Regions from separate parts of the Homo sapiens genome. Here regions 2 and 3 are each linked to region 1. A link is a loop called in an ENCODE intact Hi-C map of the cell type or tissue named here. Cell type or tissue: IMR-90. All regions are shown on one strand.

What was found. A loop is a pair of places that touch in the nucleus more often than their neighbours do. Peaks named below come from ENCODE experiments on the same cell type or tissue, not always from the same donor. Only the 100,000 strongest peaks of a DNase experiment are listed, where the experiment ranks them.
Region 2: a loop joins it to region 1, with 2.6 times the contacts of the local background. A loop is called at or near these places in 2 of 110 quality-filtered maps.
Region 3: a loop joins it to region 1, with 2.7 times the contacts of the local background. A loop is called at or near these places in 2 of 110 quality-filtered maps.

The regions. Positions count from the first base shown.
Region 1 is chr7:84,646,877-84,649,376 of GRCh38, reverse strand. No RefSeq gene overlaps it. Among named protein-coding and RNA genes, the nearest start is that of LINC03017, 120 kb to the right of the region's middle. In IMR-90, no CTCF peak of the experiment used is centred here; a DNase peak (open chromatin) is centred at 1,366; H3K27ac peaks cover 823 bases.
Region 2 is chr7:85,013,445-85,015,944 of GRCh38, reverse strand. It overlaps SEMA3D (semaphorin 3D), which reads left to right. Exons shown (of 19, transcript NM_001384900.1): 16 at 729-886. Among named protein-coding and RNA genes, the nearest start is that of SEMA3D, 170 kb to the left of the region's middle. In IMR-90, no CTCF peak of the experiment used is centred here; no DNase peak of the experiment used is centred here.
Region 3 is chr7:84,187,698-84,190,197 of GRCh38, reverse strand. All of the region lies in intron 1 of SEMA3A (semaphorin 3A), which reads left to right. Among named protein-coding and RNA genes, the nearest start is that of SEMA3A, 5.8 kb to the left of the region's middle. In IMR-90, a CTCF peak has its summit at 1,178; a DNase peak (open chromatin) is centred at 2,157; H3K27ac peaks cover 462 bases.

The DNA of each region.
Region 1 (2,500 bases):
TCTGGCACATAGTAGGTAATCAATAAATATTTGTAGATGAGAAGAATGACAAAATATACCAAATCTCACTCTATTCACTCTTTCTTTCATTATCAATTTAGTTAAATTTCTGCATTTTAGCCTCCAACCTTGTCTTGCTGGTGCCAGCTATGCTTTCAAAATTTTGTTCTTGAAAGAGCTGTTATGGTGATAATTTGGAAGGAACCTGTTATTCCATACAAAAGTTTTCAGAAACTACTCATTTCAGAATCAATATCAAACAACTTACAATGAACAAAATGTCATACACAGCCTAGTCTTCTTTAACTTCTGTGACTCTTCTATACTATACTTTGCAGTCAAGCTGTTCTAGCTCCTGGATACATCAGTGTCATGTTCCCAACTCTGTATCTTTGCTCTTTGGTGTTACTTCTTCCAGTAATGCTGTTTGTCCAATATAAGCACAGCTTTCTGCTTCCTTAGTTCCATTGTTCTTTGTTTAAATGAGCTATTTTCAGAAGGGATTTCTATGGTATATTACAGATTAAAAGCATGCATTCCCCTATCCCACCTGCACAAGTGCTGTGTACTTACCTACACTCCCCGCTAGCTCCCTTGACTTTTAGCCTTTGCCATGTGAATTGCCAATGGATGTTATATAGATTGTTTCTGCTTGAAAAAAAATTGTAATATTAAATCTTCCCTTTTGCACCTCTGCTATCCAGATGAGAAGAATATATCCAGGCTGATCCATCAATCCCAGAAGGAGAACAAGAAACACATGGAGCAGAGCTAAGTTACCCAGCCTAGCTCAGCCTAGATCAGCATCCTGTAACAGGCCCCCAGCCTTGTGGGCTAAATAAACATGTGTTGTTGTATGTTACTGTGTTGTTTTTACTTAGCACTCTGTGGCAATAGCTGATATACCTTCTGTGATCGCCCTGTTTAAAATTTAATGTGCACAAGATATAAAACCCAAAATGCACAGATGTGTTAGTATCACATCATCTATAAGATTCTCTTTAATTTACTGACCATTTTAAAATTTAGTACATTACTCTTCTTTTTTGGCAAAAAGGCACCCGACTTGCATGGTTTTCTGTGAGAACTAAGCTTTTGCATGACTTGTTCATGCCTTTGTATCCAATCAGAGCAACACTGACAGCAGATGCTTTGGATATAATTTCCCATTCATCTTAGTTTTTTCTTCACAACATTTGATTCTTGCAGTTGCTGGAATGATTTCCAGAATGAGATTCATTGTATAAGCTTTGAGTCAGGAATTTTAGCATTTTAGAATAAACAAATGCACACAGATTGTTCCTAAAGAACAGGCTTAGGGCCCAGAAATTACAGTACTCCAATCATTCTCTTGCCATTTTTAGTTACTTCATAGCTTGGTAAAATAAGCTGTTTCCAGGCATTCCATGCATTTTTTTGTCCCTAGTTCACCAGCCCTTTTCCACAGTTCTCTTGGGTATTCTCTTTAGAACTTAATATTTAAGCATGGATATAAAAACAATTTGCAACATGAGATTTAGCTGTGTGTGCAAAATTTTATTTATTTATTTTTTTACATATGGTTGAGAGAGTTCATAGCTTTTTATTGATAGCCTGTTATTGCCCTAAGTGAATCATTCAGGAAGTTCAGATCTTATATTTCACTCATGTGGGTCTCTAATTTTTACTCCTTGTATCCTGAGTTATTTAAATTAAGAAGCTCATATAGTAGTTCCAACAGCGTGCTATAATTTTTGTTGACTCAAAAAAACCCTTTATTCTAAGAAATATTCCACTACTGCCTCAAGTCTTTTAGGAAAGAGGTAAGGTATTAATATATGCACAATTTTTTTTTATTAAGAAAGACATTTCTTATGAATATTTAAGCCTATTTAAATTAGTGATTGACAAATCTAACCAATTCATTTTAATCTTCACTGTTGTATTCTAAGAAAATTAAAATAGGATTGCTTTAATTTATAGTAAAAATATATAGGAAATTTCCCATATAGATATATATTGCAGACAATGCTGAATGATCTGTTACACAGTATCATTCAGGCAATAGCTGATTAAGTGTATGTTAGATGAAAACACAGAAAAACAGAAAAAAATATGAAATACTTTATGCAAAATAATCATTATAGCTTGTTCCAAATTAACAACAAAATCAAGTTTTATATTAAAACATATATTATCATTCCTTGGGCAACCTAAAAGAGGAATTTTAATTTTGAAAAAACAAAATTTTTGTTACCTTAAAGGGTAATTTTTGTTTTGGAAAAACAAAAAATTTCCTATGTCTATGGAAACTCTTAGCTACTTTATTTGGTCAATATTAAAATTTCATTGGGTTCTTATTATTTATGGACATATTAATTAATTTTCATGTCATTCAGGAAGAAACATTCTGTTAACATTACATTCTACTTGTTTTCTGCCAGTTCTTTTCAATTCTTGGTAAGTTTTAAATTTTAATATAAAAATTTTATTGTGTGCTTATTATTTATGAATGTATTAA
Region 2 (2,500 bases), 370 kb before region 1:
TGAAGGCACAGATTGTGGCTTATTCACTTGTATCACCCCTCCCCCTCCACCGCTACTACCACAGATACTCAAAAGAATGTATAAGGGAAGTAATGCATTACTTTCAGGACTTATATTGAAAATGTGATTTTGTTTGCTGGGTTTTTCAGTATCATGCAGCCTTTCATTTGTGATATAGCATCCCTCAAGCCTGTTTAATACTTTCTTCAGAGTGATAACAAATACTTTCTCTCCCACTAATAACTCACATTCTTTCAAGGATCAGTACTTTAATAACAAATGAAATGGTTAATTGAAATCAGGGGAATGCTTTATAAATTTATTTTCAGTCGTCTCTTATATAAGGAGCCATGGGAAGTCTTGGGAAGACCGTGAGCTTTGCCTATAGCATCTGTGCTGGACATAATCTCTCAAAGTACATTTTCTAGTATTGAGAAAGAATTTGACATCTTAATTCCTGTCTAGCAGCTGGTTTTTGACCTTCTGAAATTACTGCCAAGCTTGTAGAATGCTGTCCATTTCAGCATCAAAATCTTCAAACTACCATCTAACCAGGATAGAAATGATTGACTTATTTTACTCCTCATTATGTTTCTGTACAAGTGTTTACAATGGGCAGGACACCCAGAGAAACAGATTTATATGTATTATGTGATATTCAAGAAAAGGAAATTCTTAAGACTAGTCTGAAAGATGCTTCTAATTCATTTGTTTTGCCCGATTTGCAGCAACAATTGTACATTGGTTCCCGAGATGGATTGGTTCAGCTCTCCTTGCACAGATGCGACACTTATGGGAAAGCTTGCGCAGACTGTTGTCTTGCCAGAGACCCCTACTGTGCCTGGGATGGAAATGCATGCTCTCGATATGCTCCTACTTCTAAAAGGTAAGAGGCACATGGAGTTAATATAAAGGCTTCCTTTCTACAAGCTGAATATCTCACATTAATGCTTTGTCTTATAGTTTAAGTTAAAGAGAAAATATATTACTAACATGTCCTATGGAAGGAATATTAAAATCAAAATGTTGTTTTATATTTTTACATAAAACTTAATTTTGAAGGAGGGTAAAACAGATGCTCTGAAATTCTGAAATATGGAACTTCAAACAATTTTAATAAATTCTATATATTCTTTTCTTTCATTTATGTCAAGCACTATTAAAGGTTTGTTTTTATTCACTATTTTGCCTTTTTTATAATTGTTCCTTCCTTATTTCTTATTTCTAAATATGTATATACTGATGCCCACTGTTTTGCAAATAATATATAAATATATATGATTGTACAAGCACAGATTGTATGAAACCCACAGTGCAGCCTAGTGACTTGGTATAATTTTATTTTTACTCTAATAATTATAACTTGGTCAATTTCTGCCACTCATATAATTAAACAACAAACGGTTTCCTTGCTGTTTGTAGTTCATTGCTTTATGTGCTCTTAGAAATAATGCTATTTTGAGCCAACAATTCCAAGCTAGGAATTTGTTCTATATACACATGTGCAAAAGTACAACAAAGTTATATGTTCAAGAATGTTTATTTCAGCATTATTTTTATAGCAAAATAACTGGAAACAATATGAATGCCCATCGATATGCCTGATGCTAGCTAAATATACTATGTTAATTATTTTAAAATGTTGATTATAGTAACATTATTTTCTAAAGTATTCGAAGTATATTTTCCTCTAGGTGAAATGTAAGCAAATTTATTTTTAGGTCTGTTTTTAAACTAACAGGCACATGCTAGTCTCATTACCACAAGTACACTTTTTTCTTTTTGGAATTTTATTGATTTCTCAAATTCTAAATTCTAGGAAATTACAAATTGAATGTATAGTTCAACAGCAAATATTACTTAAAATTAGAAAACATTTTATATTCCCTGAAATCCATGAATTAAATTGAAATGGGTACATATGATTATTAGAAATTAAAAGTTAAAAGTCACCCACATTTTGTTATGGTTTTTGGCCAAGAACTTGCTCATTATAGTCTTTGGGGAATGCTTTCCTAGAAGCTGAAAAACAAGAATGCTCATTAGTTGGTAATAAACCTTCAGTTTGATGAATTGACCCTGTTCCTTAAGAAGCTAAGATTTAAAAACATTCTTGACCTATGTACCTTATACCATCATAATTTTTTCTTCTTGTATTTCCCAAGACTGTATCTCTGATCTTTCAGACATGCCACTGTGATGTTTTCCCTTACCTAACATAATGTCATGTGAGCCAAAAGATGTGTATAATGGATGAATCTTGTCATCTGTTGTCATCTGTTCAGCATTACCCTCAAGGAACACTATAGATATCACAGAACATTTACTGGTACTTTTCTGATCTCTGAAGTGACAAAATAAAATAGCCAAAGCAAATGAAAGTATGCTGTAAGAGTGTAAGACCTGCTTAGATGTAGCAGGGATTTTTTTTAATAAAATAATTACTCCTTTCTTTTAAGGAAAATATGTGATGTGATACAAAAGCCATTGTTTATTATTA
Region 3 (2,500 bases), 460 kb after region 1:
TGCTTAAAGCTGACAACCAGATTGACCTTTGAAAGAATTTATACAGTGTAGACTTTAGCAATCAAGAAAATAACTGAGACCGCAAAACAAATTCATGTAAGCCTCTAACTCACCAGCTTTAATAATGATATTCAGTCACTAACAACTTAAATAAATATGAATACTGAATAGATAATTTTCCCAATTCTAACTTTTTAGGGTTTTTTTCTCTTCATGTGACTGATTTCTAGAGTTCTACTATTGTCAGTGACATGAAATACGTAGTTTACTAAAATATTAGCAAACTAAACAGATATATTGATCTGTGATATCTAATTTTCCTTTATTTTCTGATTTTAATTATTATATAAATCATGTATTATAATTTGGGGTCAATTATACTTAAATTCTATAGTAAAGATTTAATGTATTTCATGGATCTTTCAGGAATACGTTTAATTAGAGTTAATTAATATGATTGCATATGTTCCTAGTAATAAAAATTAATGTTAAATTGTTGTTATGGAGGCTATTATGCTTAATGTGAATAAATAATTGTATAGGGCATTAAATTTTCTATCATGTTTTCAGGTTTGCATTTTAAGAAACTTGCATTTTAAAGTTATCATGAATTTTAAGTTGCCTGTAAGAAATTGTGTATTTTAAATTATCCCAATTTTTCTCATTTTAACTCCAGTGACACACCTTTGTATCATAGCTCCAAAAGTCAAAATACCACACCTTCACAACTTTTGAAGAATTTCAAAATCTAAAGTCAGGATTATTTTGAATAATGTTTAATCTGATTTTTACAAAATCTTCCAAAATGACTAATAGTGATATAAATTTTGAATTGATCATTATCCAACAACTTCTATTTACAAAGTCATGATATTACAGAGTTACATATTAATCAACTAAGACATTGCTCTTGTCAAACCTTTATGAAAAAGTAATATGTGATAAATAATTCATTGCTACAAAGTTATAGAGGTAAAATCTCCAAAACTCATGACAGTATTGAAATAAGTTTTGCACTTGTAGTGAAGGTTTATTTTAAAAAGACCAGCAGTTGTAAACATACATTAGAACAAGTGTGATTCTTGGGATGACTTTTACCCCTCATGATTTCTAATGCACTATATAAAGGAATTACCATGATTTGCAGTTCTATGCTTCCACTAATAGGTGGCACTAGCAATTTGTGACAGCTCTTTCATTAATTTGGAAATGGGCAGGCTACTAGGGTAAATATGCACAGAATAAGGTGTGCAGACCAAGTTTGGAAAAATTGGCATAATAGTCATGAAATTTAACATTCACAAAACAGAAGAATTACTTAAAATGAAATTTGCTAAAGATATTGATGTGCTCTTTGCATGCATTTATTGGTACATTTTGATCCTGAAAAACTAAATATTTCTAAGTAAAAAGCAAATACATACATTTAAACTTAAATAAGGCTTGATATGTGAAATTAATCTGTAAAATGTAAAACAAAATAGTGAATGAAACAATGGTACTAAACAATTAGAATGATGGAAGCAGAGATTCATGTGCCTGTATATATTAAGTATCACATATTATATGATGTGTGCTTACCAAGAATGAAGTAGCCTGCCTGTGGCACATTATTACAGCCATTTATAGTTGGAGAGTAGGTAGTTGAAAAAGTAAAATAATGTTAAGAAAATGGCATTTGGTATATTTTTAAAAGACTGACTCCTTTTAATCTGTAGGTTCTTTAACACTGTTATCTTAATTAAGCATATAGAAGAATCAATAAATTCTATCTGACACAAATAAGTATGAATGTCTCCAGCTACTATCTCCCACTATTGCCAAGACATAAACATCAGTATAAATAGGCAATCCACACACTATTTCCAAACAGTAACAAAGCTGGAGTCTGTCAAACCCAGGATAAGGAAATATACAATTTATACTTGAATTGGGGAATGAAGATAAGCAAAAATAAAATCCTGTTGATAAATATGAAGAATAGTTTGGTCTTGGGAGTTTTTACAAGCTTAGGGTAAAATTTAAAGGAACCACACATTTTAAGGAATCTTGTCATCTCCTGAATGAGTCATTAAACCTGCATTTCCAGGTTTCCCTTGCTTGGAGAAATGTGGCGTGGGAAACTATGTTGACCAAAACTTAGAGTAACTTAAAGCGTTGCAGCAATCATAAACATGTCTTTAGATAAAATATAACATGACCCACTGGAGTCTTCATCAGCAAGCCAAATGAAGTTTCATTCTATTGAATATGTCAATTGACTCATTTAGTCTGTGAAACTGCTTATGTGAATCATCTTGTGCCAGATTCTGAGTTTCTAAAGGCTGGGTATGTAGTATTTTTCATCTTTATATTCTCAATGGCTAGCACAGAATTATTCATTGTTGAATGATTTTGTGCTTTATTTGGCACACCTTTTAAAAATTAACAAATAATATGCCTGTTAATAAAACAAAATTATTTTTGGAAATAATAAGAATGAAAATTTACAATAAATCAA